Regions from separate parts of the Homo sapiens genome. Here region 2 is linked to region 1. The links are chromatin contacts, found by Hi-C or POLR2A ChIA-PET in ENCODE. All regions are on one chromosome and are shown on one strand. Each heading gives the region's core, a stretch centred on a gene start or an enhancer-like site at or near the end of the contact. The rest is flanking DNA. Distances are from core to core; before and after follow the strand shown.

The links. Hi-C counts contacts between places; a loop is a spot of excess contacts on that map. ChIA-PET counts read pairs that join two places held with the same protein, here RNA polymerase II (POLR2A). Pooled maps may share reads with other maps.
Region 2: a loop to region 1 is called in a pooled map, with 5 times the contacts of the local background. The contact joins two enhancer-like sites. A Hi-C loop is called at or near these places in 1 of 168 maps with a recorded cell type or tissue (HCT116) and 5 of 50 pooled maps. POLR2A ChIA-PET finds 5 or more read pairs at or near these places in 1 of 52 experiments (Panc1).

The regions. Positions count from the first base shown.
Region 1 is chr4:168,076,280-168,081,282 of GRCh38, forward strand. No RefSeq gene overlaps it. Among named protein-coding and RNA genes, the nearest start is that of ANXA10, 14 kb to the right of the region's middle. Within about 2 kb of position 1,457, at least 2 of the 41 ENCODE cell types and tissues checked have a DNase peak (open chromatin) inside an H3K27ac peak, as active enhancers do; they include HCT116, where a contact is called at or near this core.
Region 2 is chr4:168,548,242-168,553,332 of GRCh38, forward strand. All of the region lies in intron 2 of PALLD (palladin, cytoskeletal associated protein), which reads left to right. The region is part of intron 1 of LOC124900807 (a long non-coding RNA gene); the gene reads right to left. Among named protein-coding and RNA genes, the nearest start is that of PALLD, 54 kb to the left of the region's middle. Within about 2 kb of position 3,155, at least 4 of the 41 ENCODE cell types and tissues checked have a DNase peak (open chromatin) inside an H3K27ac peak, as active enhancers do; they include HCT116, where a contact is called at or near this core.

The DNA.
Region 1 (5,003 bases), core at 207-2,706:
TGAGGCACATAAAGAAATTTTGTTTTCAATTAAAAATGTTTTAGATGTAGGTATATTAATAGCCACAATTTCCTTGTTTAACAGCCTGTGGAAGAAATGATGAAACCCAGAGATTCACTATAGAGTACAGAAATAATAAATAATAACCCTCATGCCATGAGTAGTGCACAGTATCGTATTAACTATTCAAGCGGAACAACAAACTAAGGGACACTATTATTCTGTGACCAAATTGACTAATGCTTTCTTTTCCATTTCTACTTATGAAGAAATTTAAAGCCAATTTGCATTCGTGTGAGATGGATGGAAAAATACACATTTACCATGCTCTCGCAAAGATATTTAAATTCTCCTGCTTATTGCTGTACCTGATGAGATGAAACAGATTTGAATCAATTGGAGAGTGCTGCTATTTGTGATAGTAATGATATATTGTTTATGTATCAATCTCAACGCTAAGCTAAAATTGCATTATAAACGCTTGTTAATCATATGATTCCAGAAGATGGCTGATTAACTATCATACAATACATATCTCAGAAAAATGGTGAAATTCCTTGATATCTCTTGAACAGAGGAGACTAGGGCATCCCTCATAAAACAAAAAATAAATGATTTTCTCTGTGAACTCCAAAATCAAAGCAAGCAATATAAAGTTTGATTAGGTTCTTTGGTTTCTAGAGAATTCACATACAACATCTGAGAAATGTTATCAACTGCTATTCACAAAATTACCAAGAAAAAAATAACCTGAATTTGAGCAACAGCACTTCTTTTATTTTTTTTACAGTTTCAAAGAAACTTAGCACAATCAGGTCTTTGTGACCTTACTAAGCACATGGTAACTTCATTACCTCCATGTTCCAATGATTTTGGAAATGTCCAGTCAAAGCAGCCATGCTGACTGAAGCACTTGGCAAAAGCCCTTGACTGACACCCAGTGGTCATTGCTGGTATTTGGGACTAGAAAGTAGCCTATTTCAACTTCAAGGTAAGCATCGCTTGAAAACTATCATTGGCTTGTTATTGTAATAGGGGCTTTAATTGAAATCGTTTTTATTACAATAGGATATAAATTTATTTTGAGATATGAGATACCTATGGTTGTGGGTTATGTCATACCATCATTCCTACATGGAAGCAAATGAAGGAAATAATTTCCTCATCAAATGAACATGTACATTAAGTCTCCCTGTGGAATTGTGTAAGGACATAACTTGTCCCTATGACAAGTTTCCAAGGGTGCCAAAGGGTGTCAAACAAGTAACTGAAGTTTAGATGGTTCCCAAGGGTGGAAGACCAACACAATAAAAATTCAGTCTAGAAAGCAACCCCATTGTTGAAGTGTTAGTGACCTTACTTTAGGTGAAGAGGTAAAAAGATAAATCTGCTTAATAGGCAGAAATGAGTCATGTTTCTTCTGGCACCAGAGGAACTGGATAATAACAAAAATGACTCTTGCCAATTCTTTGGTAAAAACCAATAGAGTTGGCATATAGCCTGAGATAATGGGAAAATAAAGGAACCCCGTAATCTGAAATTTGATATGGAATTGGAGGTGGGCATCAAAGTGCATCACTCACAAAGTAAACCCCAAATACCTCCCAAAATAACACAGGTAACTCCTATTACTGATTACTCACCTTGGCTTAGCTACATAACTACAGGACATAAAAGATTCCACCAGAATGCTTTTAAGAAGTTTTCCCAAAACAAGGCTCACTGCACAAACGGAAGCCCGAACTGGAGATGAAGCACGTTCTGTGCATATAAGAAGGACTTTGATAAGCAGGTCCCTAATATTTGCCTCAACCCTTTCTCCTACTCAACTGTGTTCTTCACCTTTACTGAAAGCCTTATACAAGGATGCTCTTTGAAGTCTTGTGAGTCCTTTCAATTATCGAAGTCTGATTTTCAATCTATGGAATCTCCATCTGTATTATGAAATAATAACAATGCCTACTTTGTAGGGTTGTTTCAAGGAATGAATTAAACCATTTAAAGTGCTTAGAACAGAACTGGCACATTCATTGCTTTAAAATCTTATTTTATGTCAATGGAAAAATAGCTTCATCACAGTAATTTATGTATAATCTTTCATGGTAAATGACAATACACACTGTATAGATAAATTATAATACATTTAAATTACTTATGAAATCCTGTATTTCCATAAAAACCTATTTTTTATTTCAATGGATAAGACTATTATATGTATACATTGAAAACAAAATATTCTCATATTATAATACAAACTTTATTTAGTGATTCCAACAAAAGAACAATCAGGTTTAAATCTCTACTTATTGCCACATTTGTTCCGTAAGAATTGAGTTTTCCCTACTACAGGTTAATCATGTTGATGATAAATAAGATGTACAATATGTAGTTTATTTCAAAACAAAAGTATTTATAAGTCAAAAGGTAAATATGATTCAGAAACACTTGTTACTATTTTAATATACTTTGCTTTTAATTGTAATATTACCTATTAAAATATTCAGATGAGACCAATTTAGCAGCATCTTATTTTTTCTTTAGTGATAATGATCCTCTGACTACTAATCTCTGTGTGGATATATGAAAATTATTATTCCAAGGATGTGAAATTTGTTTCAAATTAATGCACATGACTAATATGCTAGAATTTAATTTTCAAAGTGATGAAAATGTTTATAGTAAGTTACTTTTTCTTTGACTTTTAATTAAATTTCTTCTACAAGGATTAGGACATATAATTTTAAAAATAATTAAAATTTAATTATTTTTATTCATGACTTCTATTGCTACAAATTGGAAAGGGTCAGTGCAAATTTCCAACTAGAATGAATCTTAAATGGACTTTAGAACATCAGAATATGTCCAAAGTACAGAAATGAAGATAATTTTTTAAATCATATTTTGTTCATTTACCTAAAACATGGATATCTAGAGTACATTGTATGTAGATATTCAATCCTGAAAAATTGCTTTACATTTCAACTTCAATTCTCTTTGACAAGCCATAAAAAGTGGTGACATTTTGAGAGGGATACATGGTATCTACACTAAAAATTTATTGTTCTAAATGATGTGCAATATAATTCAAGAAAGACAGTTTTTGCTATTTTGCTTTACAAAGATTCATGAAGTATACAGAGAAGGAGGTTACAGATATTGCTAGCTAGAATGATCAATGATAACATTTTTAAAGTTATAGAAAAAGAAATTCAAAGAAAAGAGAATCTGGTGACAAATAACATTGGTTCTTAAGCTAATAGATGTTCTGTATACACATCAGAGGTTAAGAGACCTGCCACAGAGGATGGTCACCAGGGAAAGTATAATGGCCCCAACAACATAGATGATAGCCTTGCCCTCAGCTCCAGATTCTTAAAAATAAAATTCATTCATTCAAAAAATACTTGTTGGATGCTGTTTTAGATGTTTTATACACTATTTTATGTATTGTCATTATGGTAGTGAAGAAGACCAAGACATTTTCTATCTCCATAGAGTTTGTTCTAATGTTAGAGAGGCATTTTTAAATAACATATTTTTAAAAATATAACATATATATATATAATTTTCATTAGTGAAAATATGAACCAAAAAACAGAATAATATAAAGCTAGTAATGTAAGTGGTATTTACAATAAAGGTGACTAAGAAGATACAATCAATCTAGTCAAAGTAAAACCAAGGGAATGTAAGTTCCAGAAGAATGTGTATCATGAAGGAGAGACAATTATGTCAAGATGAGAACAGAGAATAATCCACTAGACTTGCAAAGATGACCATTATTTATGACAACAGCAGTTTCAGTGTTGCGTGGGAATACTTGATTGACGTGGGATAAAGAAAGAATAGACAAGTGGAGAGAGTTGGTATAGAAAACTGTCTGAAGAAGCTTTCCCTGTGAAAAGAACAGAAAAACAAAAATGAAGTTGCAGCAGGTGGAGAATAAAAGCCAAGGGAATTTTTCCATTTGGTTGCCTGCTTGCTTTTTAAAATTACAGTTGCTGTAACATAATTTTGGGTTGTTGGAAATAATAAAAGAATAAAATGATGATGTATAAAAATGAGATAATTTCAGGAATGAAATTCTTGGATAAGTGAGAAGAATTCATATAGTCAGCTGGTAGGAAAAGGAGACTAAGTTAGAAGCAATGTGCACTGTGAAAGGGGAAGATGGGAGAAAACACAAAAGTACAAATACACATAGTAGAAGAATGAAAAATCTCCTATTTGCATTAATGGATGTATCCTCAATAAAACAACAAGGGAGGGATCAGCTGAAAATTAGTAGGGTGAAAGAGTATAGGGGTTGGAAGGTTGATAAAAATAAAAATGTGAAATAGATCTTCAAGAGAGTGACACAGCCAACAAGGATTTTCAGAAAGAACTGGTTATCACATACTTGATATTTGCTGTCACATATTAAAATTGTAGCCAATCAATATAATGTTTTTACTGTGAGTGTATTTCTTATATTTATTGTGACTTGACCATATACCTTTCCCTCCTCACACATAAGTTTTAAGTATATATTTTAGATTTATATAAACATAACAGAAATGTGAATTTTATAATAAACTATTCACTTAACAGGAATTACTAATGTAATTTGTAAGACCTGCACTTTTACTGGCCTAATAGTTACTCACTTTGATTGTTGTTAATACTCACAGAGCAAACAAGCCTGCATTCTAAGAAGAACACCTCAACTTATGTATAGGTGTAGGACAAAATGTCCTTTACGGCATTCTGAAACATAATGCCTAATATTTTGGAGTACCAGATTCATTGAATTAGGATGAATTATTCTCTCTCATAGATGTTGATGTGCTGCTCTAATTCTGTCATCAAAATCATAAACTTAATTGTAGTTGACCCTTGAACAGTGTAGGTTTGAACTACATGGGCCTGCTTATATGCAGATTTTCTTCAGCCTCTGACACTCCTGAGACAGCAACACCAGCCACTCCCTACTGAACATGAAGACCGTGAGGATGAAGAACTTT
Region 2 (5,091 bases), core at 1,905-4,404, 470 kb after region 1:
ATTTACTGTTAAATTTTATTGCTCTGACTTAAAAATGGAAGAGGCTCTTCCTTACTTTTTTTCAGATGAAAAAAGGAAAAGAGATCATTTCCTTCTAACTCAGGAAAAAAAAAAAAACAGGGAAACACTAATACTCTCAGCAGATCATATTACTCCTAAATTATCTTTACACTTCTTTGTTTTCTGGTGTACACAAAGAAAAGAAGCAATGATTTGAGATGATTTTGAAGACAAAGTTCTTCCCAATGACTAGTTAAATCTAAAGAGATTCCCCAAGGCTGAATCTCAGAAGAGGCTAATAAAATACTGATATGAGAGATGAGAGAGTCTGGCGAAATGGTCTGGTGTGGGGCCTGGGCATTATCAGGGAAATCTAATGCAAGTCCTAGGTGAGAACCATTGTAGGAGAGACAAAGTAAGGAGAGTTGAAGTTCAAAGCTCTGGGGAAGAGCATCCTATGATATAATAAAGGATAATAAGGATATACAAGTCTTATTTTTAAAACTATCTTACATGTTTCCTTTGAAAGGTTGCTTTAAAATTATTACCGTAAATGATTTTATTCTTGAAATTAACGATTTAAATACAAATTTGAGGAGCGTGGTAAATAATATGAAAGTTGCAGACTGGGTACAGTGGCTCATACTTGTAATCACAATATTTTGGGAGGCCAAGGCAGGAGGTTTGCTTGGGCCCAGGAGGTTGTTGTAGTGAGATTATAGTGAGCCATGACTGTGCCACTGCAATCCAGCCTGGGTGACAGAGCAAGACCCTATCTCTAAAAAAGAAAGAAAGAAAAAAAAATTAAAAAAGAAAGTTGCTATTAAATCTTGAGGAAAATATAATTATCTCAGAAAAACACCATCTGATGATTTAAGCCACCATCTGACAATTTAAATCACTTACTCTCTATAAATATTTAAATTTCCATGTGGTCTGCTTTTTGAGTGATGAATTTTCTTTTTTTACAAAGATATCATTGAAATAATTAAAATTGTCAATTGATTGCAATGTCACACTTCTCAAAAAAAAAAAAAATTAGTATTGCAGCGTCTAAACCAAAAGCATAAGGGCAGTGAATGCAAAACAGATGTTCATCTCGGTGGGTGTTCAAAACAATTTTTTAAAGTCAGATGTCTCTGTATATGTGTTTGTACAGCCTCAAGACACGGTCTTAACAGTTTATATATTTAAATGCTCACTCATTTGATATAATGTCAAGTAAACAAGATAGCATTAAAATCAACTACTCAATTAATTTATTTTTTCCATCCTTTATTTCTACGGATTTTTCAAACATCTAGTACTGAAGGATCTTGACATTTTTAACCCAGTACATTCCCTCCCTCTTATTAATACTTCACCCAATTATCTTTTTTAAAGTATCCTATTTAGAGGGAAGCTAGAGCCTATAATTTATTTTAATATTCTGGTGAGAGATGAGAAACAAAGATATCCATCAAAGGGCTATTTAATTTTAGAAAAGTTAACCAGCCATTAGACATTCATGGGCAATAGTTCAAGGAACAAGAACCACAAAAAAAAAATGAGAGTTAGAATTGAAGAAACAAATCTTTAACCCTCAGAAAACCAAGAGGTTTTTTAATACCTTATTTTCTATAGTAGCATTTAGCAAAAGGCAATGAAATTCTATCCCCAAAATGAAGAAGTTTATGATGGTTCTGACAATAATTCATTTATGTAGAATTATATTATTTACACTTTCATCCATGTTGTCTCATTTATTCCTCCCAACATCTTTGAGTAATCATTTTACAAATAGAAAATAAATCTGAGTAATTTCTCCATTAGCCATAGTGAATACAACACATTAGGAAATTAATGCCAGGTTCATCTCTCTCAATGCTCAGTGCCATTTCCCCTGTATCAGCAAATACTTAGGATAACTGTGGGCCTGGGATTGTGGAGGGATTGGAACTAAAGCACACTTAATAAAAAGGAGAGAAGAGTTCCTCAGGGCTAATCCTAAGTTAAAAGGGATGACTTTACTTTGTCTGAGTCAGTGCAAAACTACATTTTTTTTTATCAAAACAGAAAACGAAAACAAAGAAAAATGGTAAGTGCTTCAATCATACCATCCAAAGCAGAGAATTACCATATTCAAGTCATGGAGCTCCCCCAGGCCTACAAGTATTTGAGTTATTCTAGTTCTCTGTTCCTCTGGGATAAAATAGAATAAAACCCTGCAAGACTCACAGGGAAAGCCAAATGTGGAACCGAAGCAAAAGGGGCATTTTTGGCAAAATGACAAAACACAGTAAGCCTCTATAACTAATCTGGACTTCAAGCTAGAGATATTTATGAGCTTCTAAAGAGCCACTGGGAGAGTCTCCCCGTGCCCAGTGCCCACCTAAACTTCTGTAGTTACATTCCTCACTCACTATGGGGGCGCCCTCTTTGGGAACTTTGCTAATCAAGCTGGGCACTCAAGATCAAATTTTTGCTATACAAGCAAATTAGTCTCACTTATAGGGGGTCAGTATTTCGTTTTGTCTCTTTAGAGACATATGTTATGAATCCCTCAATTACTAATTTAGTTTTGCTTTTCAGTTTGATACTCTGCCCCCAATCCATGTTCTTTCATTGAACTGTAATGTTTTACTACTTGTCATTATTTTTGGAAAAACAGTTTCTAACTCTCTTGTTACTAGTGCTAATTTGCATAATTTGAATTAATGGAGAATTTGCCAACACTTACGTAGCTTCTACAAAGTTTGCAGTTGCTTCAAGAATTTTCACATTTTATAAATCCAGTGACAAAGTTTAGAGTTATCTATGCACTGTAGTGTATACCCTTGTTACATTATAATTTTTATACCCCTGAAAGACTTATTACAAATCACAGAAAGCCAAAATCATTGTATTCTTGCCTGAATTGGGTAGTCTGTTTTTTTCAATTTCTCTTAATTTGATGAATAAAAAATAAATCTATTTTTATGTGCATTTTTGAATATGAATTATATTTTCAAATGTTTTTATTTTCTCTTTCGTGAATTGTTTGCTCAGGTCTTTTGCCTATTATTTCAGCAATCTGAGGAAACTCTAGGGCAAAATAAGGAAGCTGCTAGCCACATTTTATAACTTGCTTAAGAACTGGCAATGACAGTTTATCAGGATTTTATACATAAGGATTCCAGGAGTATACTTCATAACCACAAACTTGGGAGTCACAATTCTTTTATTGTGTAAATGGTAGAATTCCTGAGTGCTTGGTGCATTAGTTATTAAAGGAAATAAAACAAAATTTCAAAATATAGTAACCATGAGGACTAATTTGTTACCTACTCTTTGTAAAGGAGATATCAATGTGGATAAAAACAAACCTGGGGGTACATATATTAAGACTTTCAAAGGCCCTTGACAATAGTTTAGAATAAAAATGATGTTTCATTTTTTTTTAACATTTTATAACTTGTTTTTTTAAATTAAAAAAAAAACAAAACAGGCAATGTGAATCATGTATTTAGAGCAGCTTGTCCATGGCTAGTGAACTGGCTTGGAGGTAGCAAACCAAGGACAACTCTCCACTAAATGAAGTAAAATTAAACACTCGTGTTGGCTTATGATCAGTGCTGGAAACATCTGACTCTGATATTATAGTGTGATTTGGAAGAGAAAATTCACGATGACATTTCCAATTTTCAGATGACACCAAGTTTTTCCAAGTCATGACATACCAAGTCAAATTGGGAAGGAAGATAGAGGAAGCTCCCGTGAGTCTTTGGTTTTGAGGTACTACTCCACAAGGGTAAACCTTTGAGATGTATACATTAAATACATTAGGTAAAATCTTTGAGATTTACCCTATAAGGTAAATCTCTAGTGTCATTGGCCCAATTTAAAGATGTGAAAACTGAGTCTCAGAGATGTTAGTTTAAGTCACCCAAGTTGACTCAGCCAGTAAGTGAGGAGTTTGTATTTGACATCAATCTAAATAAGAGCCTATCCTTTACTGCCCCCAATGTGAGAGAGGAAGGAATCACACTCATGAAGGGACCCAAAGCCAACGTGGGGTGAGGGGAGGGCAGGAACCTGGGAAGTTGGATTCATTTGGTTTTTTGAGTTGGTGAGAAACAAGCAGGTATATTTAAATGTGGGGAAGTATGAAGTGATATTTTTAAGGAAGTCCAGTGCTGCAGGAAAATGAATCCCTGGAATCCATGAGCTTTCTTATACCACTTACTGGCAACACAGGCTCTAAACACTAACCTGCCAGCAACATCAACCCAGTTCATTAGCTAACTTTTCCTGTTTGGAAACACAATGGCAAATATTATCCTACCCAGTACAAAGCCATAACCCCCTATACAGGAAGAAAGCTGTGGAAATCTGAAGTGAAATTTTAAAATTGTTATATATTCCTATGTATTTAATATGTGGGTTTTTTGGGGGGTTTTCTTGTTTGTTTTTGTTTTGTTTTGTTTTGTTTTTGAGACAGAGTCTCACTCTGTCGGCCAGGCTGGAGTGCAGTGGCATGATCTCAGCTCACTGCAACCTCTGCCTCCCGGGCTCATGCGATTGTCCTGCCTCAGCCTCCTGAGTAGCTGAGACTACAGGCGCGTGCCACCATGACCGGCTAATTTTTTAATTTTTAATAGAGACAGGGTTTCACCATATTGGACAGGCTGATCTCGAACTCCTGACCTCAGGTAATCTGCTTGCCTTGGCCTCCCAAACTGCTGGGAGTACAGGCGGGTGCCACCACGCCCAGACAATATGTGTTAAGCATTGTGCTAATACTTCATATGCTGGGCAACATCCAACAACCTATAACCCTACAAACCTATAACCCAACAACCCTATAAGATAAATCTCTAGTGTCATTGGCCCATTTTAAAGATGTGAAAACTGAGTCTCAGAGATATTAGGTAAGTCACCCAAGCTTACTTAGCCAGTAAGTGAGGAGTTTGGATTTGAAACCCATCTAATTGAAAACCTATTCTTTACTGTCCCCATATGTAAGAGAAGGAACCACAGCCATGAAGGGACTCAAAACGACTGTGAGGAGGGCAAGTCTGGGGAAAAAAAGCCTTATAATGTTGTAATGGCTCTGGTAAAAGTCTGCAAAAG